Linked DNA regions of Homo sapiens: region 2 is linked to region 1. Evidence: chromatin contacts called from ENCODE Hi-C or POLR2A ChIA-PET data. All regions are on one chromosome and are shown on one strand. Each heading gives the region's core, a stretch centred on a gene start or an enhancer-like site at or near the end of the contact. The rest is flanking DNA. Distances are from core to core; before and after follow the strand shown.

Region 1 (4,317 bases), core at 1,132-3,631:
CAAGTAGGCAGTTGTGTATCTATAAAGGCTTAGTGTATGCACATCTTAATTGTGTATCGTAAAACAGTTCTCCAAACTGGTTGTACCTATTTACATTTCATGTTGCAGTCACAACACGTGTATTGTCAGGATTTTTTCATTTTGATGATCTGATGGTATTATCTGGTATCTCATTGCTGACTATATTCTTTAACAACAACGATACTCCTGGGCTAAGCCATCTGGATCTTCACTTTACAAGCACTGAATATTCATAAACTATTGGCTAGTGGTGCTGTTGCTACATTTTCCGAAACCAAATCAGCCAAAAGATGGGAGATACCATATTTTCTTACCCTTAGTAAGAAAAGTAAATTCATGGCTTGTTTTTCTTCCTGTCGTTTTTGAGGAGATGGAAATTTTTACTGACAGAGTTGCATAGATTTGATATGGCTAATCCTCTTGTTTTGGCTTTTGATGATGATCAAAGTCTTGCTGATGTAAACTAATTGGAGGCATTGGACATGCTGTATTTCGATTATAAAAAGAAATAATTGTATTACTTTTAATTATATATAGTAAATAAAACTTTACAGGGCTAACAATGATGACCTAGTAGGTATCTTATGATTAGATATGAGTAATTGTATTTAGACTATTAAAGCACATTACTGGATTCCACTTTTACTACAATAAGTGGGTGTTTAAAAGTTTTTTTTGACATATGTACACATTTACCTTATATTAATAATATAAAGATGTGTTTGGACTACTTGTAGATAAAACAGGAATGCTTTGTTTTATTTGTAGTTATTTTCTGAATAATAACTTTATTTGTAGTAATTTGATTGAGAATAACATAGTTTCTTCCCATGTCCCAGTCCCTGTGTCTTGATCCTGCTTCCTGCTGCCATGTTTTCCTGTGGCGCATTCCCTGTGCGTCAGCCTGGACTTTTCCAATGGCCAATTGCCAAGCTCCTTGGCACCACACTTCACTCACCTCCCACTACAGCTGCCAACTACCCAACACTGAATGTTTCTACACTAACTATACCCACCTTAAAAAATATTTTCTGTTGATTGACCATGATTAACTTAATACAAAAAAAGGGAAGGATACCCATGAAGGGATTTGTTTTCTTTTTCCATAGAGAAAGATACTGGAAATTGCCAGGCTACCATTTTCTTTGAAGATATTTGGAATATGAATTCCAAGCGTAGATTTTTAAAGGTGGCAATTCCACTATCTCCATTTCTGGAGGCTTTCAGTAAGCTATGCATAACTTCTAACTCCACAGTGACAGTGGCTAAGTCTTCTCATTAACAACTGCAGCATGGGATCAAGAATCATAAGAGCTGAGTTATACTCCAGTCTCCATGACTAATGAATGATTTTTGTATTACTAGGCACATCATTTCACAGTTTTTGATCCCAGTCTCCTTACATTTAAATGGTTTAAAACATACAGTTGATAAAATATTTTTAAAGGTATAAATACCTTTAAAATAAATAAATAATACCTTTAAAAATAAATAAATACCTTTAAAAATATAAGGCCTCCTTTTTATAATACCGGAGGTAATTTTGAACTAAAATTCTTCACAAATTTTTTACTAACTCACAAAGTCAAGAGTGGAGAGAACAGGGAAGGTGAGTGATGTCAGGGAACAGGTCTTTATGCTGTTTGGAAGGAGTATATGAGAATATGGGACATTTGAGCATAAGCAGAGAAAAAATGAATTCTGACTTGATTTCATTTAATGTAGTAATTCAAATTGTTAATATAATTTGCATATCATGTGAATACTACCTCAATTGTATATAACGTCCTTTTTTATGCATAGGGTTTTCTTCTATCAGCTCTTCTTTCTCTTGTTGAGATTTTGTTGGATATGCAATAATAAAGGAGGAAAACATATTTTCAGTCCTGTTTGTAGTCATAAGTGGTGTTCACACAGTGTGAGAGGGTGAAGTGACTGCATGTGAAGTACAAATGCCTTGCCTTGAAGTGACTGGCCTGGTTTTACCCTGTTGTTTCTGTTACTTCTTCCCTGAGTGGGGGCTTCTTTATCCACATTTGTAAGGTTCATCATGCCAGCTTTCAAAAGCAAACAATCTCTGTTGTTTAATCTAAGCTCCAGCCAGCTGCTTAGTAGCCCAGGCATGTTAACCTAGCAATTGGTTTCCCTAATCTGGACCCAGTTGAGTCACTAAGATTCTGCTCTGTTCTTTTGTCTTTCTGGAGCTATGGTCCTAACTTTCACTTGCTTAAACTCTTGCAAGGTAAAGGTTTCTCCCCCGTGTTCCAGCTCCTGTATCTTGATCCTACTGTCTGCTGCCATGTTTTCCTGTGACGCATTCCCTATAAGTCAGCCTGGACCTTTCCATTGGCCAACCGCCAAGCTTCTTGGCACCATACCTCACTTACCTCCCAGTACAGCTGCCAACTACCCAACACTGAGGAGCGTCTCTGCTCTCACCAACCAGTGTCTCTTGGGCTTCTGCTTATGGCTTGCTTTAGATTCTCCTGACATCTCCTTGCCTCTCCACACGTCTGTCAACTGCTTCTGTGACCTCAGGAAATGGCCTGCCAATCAATAGGTCTGCCTAAGCTCCAGGTCCTAGGTCCTCTGGACTGACACAGTCTGAGTCAGGTTCTAAAATGCCCCATTGCAGGAAATCTTTAATAAAGGTTTTCTTCCTGATAGAAAATTTCCTTCAAAGATTTTCTCTTATGACTGTCATATGTCTCATGTGGTCAAAAGAGCTCAATGTTCTTAGGCGTCTGGTGCACTTACAAATACATGACAAGGAGGATCAAGATCTTTGGAACAGAAATTTAAAAAATCCAATGAGCATCTATGCTCTCCCTCTCAAACAAAAACAGCCTCCAAACCCAAAAAACTCTATAGGATACAAACATGACCAGCTAACTTTCAACAATGGAACATTTTATGAGACTTAATTATTCTAGAAGGGCATAATTTGTCAAGTTTGGACTTTCATAGACTGCAGAATAAGAGAAAACTAGTTAATAATACTGCAGATACTAACTAAATTAAATTTTAGTTCTGCTACCCCCAAAGAGGCAGAAGTGTGAATTTGATGACCCCTAGAATCACCAAATGGTTAAGTGAATTTTAATACAGTAATTATGGTCTGTTCACCTGAATTAATCCTTCAATGCTAAATGGACTGCTTTCTGTCATTTTTTAAAGGTTGTAGTATACTTCAAGGGTTATTTTGGAAGTAAATGTAGGTGGAACCATATGTAGTTTGAAAACCTGTGGAACTGTTTTGAGTGACATGAGAATGAATGTCTAATGAAAATTATTTATTTGCAAGATTGATAGGTTAAAAAATCTAAATAGAATCTGAAACATTCATTTCTGTCAAAGGTAAAATGTAAGAAACAAATTCTTCATGTATATAAATCTGTATAAATAATCTACATAAATAACATATAAATGCAGAATTTAGAACGACATATTTAATTAAATGAACACATGAAAAAGTTTTTTACTGCCCCCTGCTGTCAGTTTCTTAAAGAATTATAGTAAAATTACTGTAAAGCTGACTCAAAGTGAATTAGTTGAACAAATTGGTCGGGGGAAAAAAATCGCCCACCTGTAATCACACCACTTTTCAGCCAGTAATGCTAATTTTTACTTCATGTGTGTGCACAATGAGGTCAGATTAAGAAACCAACACTAGCAAAGCTTGTGTTAGTGAGCAAAGGATCAGAGATACAGGGAAGTTTGTGATCTGTGAAATGCTATTAGTAAGAAAGTACCAGTGTTTCAATTCAATCTTTAGCCAGTGATGTCTACTTTACCATTTTTTTCCAAATCAAATAATTTTCAGTTAACTTTTTTTTTTTCTTTTTTTGAGACAGAGTCTCGCTCTGTCACCCAGGCTGGAGTGGAGTACAGTGATATGATCTTGGCTCACTGCAACCTCTGCCTCCCAGGTTCAAGTGATTCTTGTGCCTCAGCCTCTTGAGTAGCTGGAATTACAGGCACTCGCCTCCATGCCTGGCTAATTTTTTGTATTTTTAGTAGAGAGGGGGTTTCACCATGTTGGCCAGGCTTGTCTCGAACTCCTGGCCTTAGGTGATCTACCCACCTCAATCTCCCAAAGTGCTGGAATTACAGGCATGAGCCACTGTGCCTGGCCCTTGAGTTAACTTTTTAAATATTTATGTAATTTAGGTAAAGCATTCTGCATGAATAAAAGCAAAACTTCCCAGATAAATGAATATTCATTATTTGTGTAGTATAATCCTGACTTGTTATTTTCATTTTGCCATATAAAATTAAGAAATGAGAAATAATAAA
Region 2 (4,317 bases), core at 1,103-3,602, 180 kb before region 1:
GTTTGTATATATAACCTGATGTTTTCTCCCAGGACACTTATAACATGATCTCCTTGTCCTGGAAATTCTGAATTTCATGATGACGTGCCTGGGTCTGGGTTTATTCCATATGTTGTGCAATCAGTGGATTTTTCCATCTGGCAATTGATAACTTTCAGTTTGGGGAACTTTAAAAAAATTATTTCATTGATAATCCTGTCTCTCGCCGCTTCTTTCTTCTCTCCTTCTGGAATCCCAGTTATTCAGCTATGCATCTCTAACTTTGTTGCCTTTTCTCTCTTACATCCCTTCTTCGTCATTTTGCTGTACTTTGTGGGACATCTGCTCGTTTTATTTCTGCTATGAACTTTTCATTTCAAGAACTCTGTTTTACAAGTGTCCTCCCCTCTCTTTTTTTTTTCTAGCTTTTCATTTTTATTTCTTGGGTGGAATGATTTCCTTGGATCCTTTAAGAGAGATTTTGTTTGTTTGTTTTTGTTTTACATTTTCCTCTCTTTGCAAACCCATTTTCTCAAAGTTCCCTTTTAGGAAGGTCACTTGTTTTTTTCTATATCATTCATGCTAGAGGTTTTCTCCAGATGCCTTTTCTCTCTGCTTGTCTGACAGGGATGGGAGTTTATTAAGCTCTGAGTATAAGAGAGGAACTTATCCACTTTGGCCTTCCCTATAGCACAATCTAAGTGGCATCTTTATAAGAGAAACTCCCAAATCATTATCTTTGGATTTATTTTTTCTCTCGGGATGTTTAAATTGCCCAGAGAAGAGTCCTTCAGTCTCTGCTGAGAGAGGTAAAGTTCATAGGCCAGCAGGCTGGAATGTGAGTCCTGGAAGAGGACTGGAAATAGGCACATTTGGCATTAAGAATTTCAAAACCCACTCAATTTTCTTTTTGCTGTGTACTCAAATGTGTCTTGAGTCTTCCCCCTCTCCCTCTAGAGCAAGCTTGTCCAACCCGTGGCCTCTGAGCCACATGTGGCCCAGGACAGCTTTGAATGTGGCCCAACATAAATTCATAAACTTTCCTAAAACATTATGAGATTTTTTTTTTAAGCTCAAAAGCTATGATTAGTGTTAGTGTATTTTATATGTGACCCCAGGTAATTCTTCTTCCAGTGTGGCCCAGGGAATTCAAAAGATTGGACACTCCTCCTCTAGAGAGTAAAACAAACTTTCTTGGTTCATGGGACTCTAAGTTTCTCAATACTTTTTAAATGGTGCTCCTAAGCCAAAAGACATAACTAATAGTTATGTTTGTTATGTAGTTATTTCCAAAGAACTTAATAAGTGTTTATGCCTAAACAATTTAGTGTTTAAAAATACATATAAATTGAAAGAAAAATACTATTATTTTATTCTTAAATAACCACTATTTCTTACTAATGGCTGTGTGCATCTGCTGGGCACTGTACCACCTCTCTTGGAATCAGATTGGATGAGCCAGCCTCATTTCATGTTTTACATGGATTTTCATGAGGTACTTACTTTTTATCACACACTCATCAAAAACTCAGTTTCACAAAGAGATTATGTCATAGAAAAGAATGGAGGGTGATCTAATGTTGAAATTCTGAACTAGTTCAAGCCAGTCATTGTGTCATATCTGTCAAATGTCAAGTTTGAATGTGTTTGCATAAAAAAATTTCAAATATATTACAGCATCCCTGTCAGCGTGGTGTGGCACCCCAGGGCATCCTGTCACACTCTTGGTGAACTATAAGTTTCATATGGCCTACTTTTGTTCAACCCACCGTCCTAACCTAGAACATGCATTAAGTTTTTACTGCATACAATCTACTGGGATCTCAAGAAACATCCCTATCATTGCCCTCCTACAACAGCACCTTAGTACATTTAACTAAGTGTAACTTACTTTATATTTTGAATCAGAGAATCAAAGCCTAGACTCTACCGTACAAGATCTAGCATGGGTCACACTGGTGAGCAGAAATTAAAATTGAAAGCAGGAGGCAATATACTTTTATATGTATAATTCCACAACCAGTAAGACGCGTTTTTGTGTTTTTAATTTTGCACGCTATTAGACAGTGCTATAGAAGTAACTCAACACAGTTTGTGGCTGTTTCCAGACAGCTGAGTGAGTAAGAGACTGAGTATTAACAGCTGTCAAATGAGTCTTCTGTGTCCCCCACCCCCAGACTAGTCTTTGAAGGAGTCTATCAGTACAAAGTCAGAATTTCAAAGAAGGCCAGAGAAGGTACTATGACAAACGGATGTTGGTCTTAAGTAAGCTGACTAGCTATTAATTCACAAAACAGTCTGAAAAGATTTGTGATGCAAGCTGACTTCTGTCTAGACAGAGAGGGGAGTGTAAAACACATCAGACAGATACGACGCAGCAGTGACAAGAAAAACCTGTTTCAGTTGCACAGATCCATTTGGAGACAACCTGCTATTTCCTTCTTTATCTAAATATCTAATTCCTAATGGGGCTATATCTAGGTACTAGGGAATTTCAACTTTATTTCTGGAGCTTTAAAACATCTTGCCCATGAATAAGGAAGAGAGTAAAGAGAAGAGAGTAAAGAGAAGAGTAAAGAAAAAATAAATAAAAAGAATGAGGGAGTGAGATGGAGAAAGAGGAAGAGAGGCAGGGAATGAAGGAGGTGAGGGGAGAGAAAGAGACAGAGAGGAGGGGGAGAGAGCGAGCAAGAGTGACTCTCTCAGAGGAAAGGAAGAGGGTAGGAAGAGACAGTAATAAAAACAGAATGCTTAAATGTTTTCCTGAATTTCAAAGGCTATTTATGTTTTAGCATTTGGAAAATATCACTGACCTAGTCCTATAAAATTTATCTCTTGCCTCAGATGTATTGTAGTCACGTCTGTTTTTCTTCCTTCCACTTAACAATGGCTAAGAAAACAGTTTTTAGGGAAGCCGGTTCCTACATACTTCTATATAGTTTAATAGCTCAGAGGTCCATTAGATATAACAGTCAATCAGGTCATTTAAAGAAGGTAAACAGTCATATTTATTTTTTGTTTTTTCCTCTGACATAGCAACTTCAAGGTCAATGTAAGGAAAACACTTGGCAACTAGTAAAAGAATCATACCTAGTTTTGACAGGCATGACAAAACATTGTTTAAGCACAAATACACTGTAACATTTGCTTGTTCTGAAGTTCTTACTCACAACAACTCATATAATTAGTCACTTGCGTGGTCATTCATGTGTTTAAGGGTTTTTTTTGTTTAAAAAACATGATCATGGATTTTATTTAATGCTGCATGCCAACGGCTGATTTCCTGAAGCACAGCATTTTAACGCTGTAAAAGGGAAAGAAGAAAGTCTCGTCGTGTCATGGTAAAAACAATTGTGGAGAAATCATCGTAGGTCAGGAAAACTCATTGTGTTAGTTTTTAATAGCTCCTGACTATATAATATTTTTTGGTGTATTGACAGATTTGCTAGAAATATTTCTCTGCCAGGAGAAATTTTTCAGAAAATGCTATTATTGTAGTTGGAATGAAGGAATCTGTTTTCTTAAACGCTTTCAGATCTAACTATGTAAATAAGAAAATTCAGTGAACACAAAGAGGAAACATTTTTCTGCATTGCTAGGACAAGGGATTTAAAAGGAAGGCCTTCCATATCTTGCTCTTTTCTGCATGATTTTGCTACATTAAAGCAAATGGCATTTAAGTACGTTCTAGAGGTCAGGTGATTCCATGAAGCTGTTTAGGACTAATTTTATTAAATAATTCACAATCAAAACTATAGTTTAGAAGCAAAGCAACAAACTAACTGAAACAGAAGGAGTGTATATAGGGTAAGTGATAAGGACACAGGGCGCAGGGTAGATGTGAAACAGAAGGAGTGTATGTAGGGTAAGTGATGAAGATGCAGGGCGCAGGGGAGATCTGAAACAGAAGGAGTGTATGTAGGATAAGTGATGAAGACGCAGGGCGCAGGGTAGATGTGAAACAGAAGGAGTGTATGTAGGGTAAGTGATGAAGATGCAGGGCGCGGGGGAGATCTGAAACAGAAGGAGCGTATGTAGGATAAGTGATGAAGACGCAGGGTGCGGGGGAGATGTTTCCTTCCTCCCTCCTCATCCAAATTTATTCTTCCTTAGCTAGCATATTCTGAGTGTTTTCCCTTTTCAAATATACACATACTGAAAACTAAGCTGTGCAGTTTCTAACTAATGTTTTGACTTTGCAGATGACTGTTTGTGATTTTCCAACCTACATTTGATAAATCATCATCACCTATGTGCATGATGACAACGTATAACAACACGATGAAAAGAGAGTTGCAGGAGTTCACTCCGAATCCAAAACGCAATGTCAAAAGCTGC

What was found. Hi-C counts contacts between places; a loop is a spot of excess contacts on that map. ChIA-PET counts read pairs that join two places held with the same protein, here RNA polymerase II (POLR2A). Pooled maps may share reads with other maps.
Region 2: a loop to region 1 is called in a map of endothelial cell of umbilical vein, with 3 times the contacts of the local background. The contact joins two enhancer-like sites. A Hi-C loop is called at or near these places in 11 of 168 maps with a recorded cell type or tissue (Calu3, IMR-90, Right ventricle myocardium superior and 7 more) and 11 of 50 pooled maps. POLR2A ChIA-PET finds 5 or more read pairs at or near these places in 1 of 52 experiments (Panc1).

The regions. Positions count from the first base shown.
Region 1 is chr4:168,513,662-168,517,978 of GRCh38, reverse strand. The region is part of intron 2 of PALLD (palladin, cytoskeletal associated protein); the gene reads right to left. The region is part of intron 1 of LOC107986198 (a long non-coding RNA gene); the gene reads left to right. Among named protein-coding and RNA genes, the nearest start is that of PALLD, 19 kb to the right of the region's middle. Within about 2 kb of position 2,381, at least 5 of the 41 ENCODE cell types and tissues checked have a DNase peak (open chromatin) inside an H3K27ac peak, as active enhancers do.
Region 2 is chr4:168,692,771-168,697,087 of GRCh38, reverse strand. The region is part of intron 8 of PALLD (palladin, cytoskeletal associated protein); the gene reads right to left. Among named protein-coding and RNA genes, the nearest start is that of PALLD-AS1, 46 kb to the right of the region's middle. Within about 2 kb of position 2,352, at least 4 of the 41 ENCODE cell types and tissues checked have a DNase peak (open chromatin) inside an H3K27ac peak, as active enhancers do.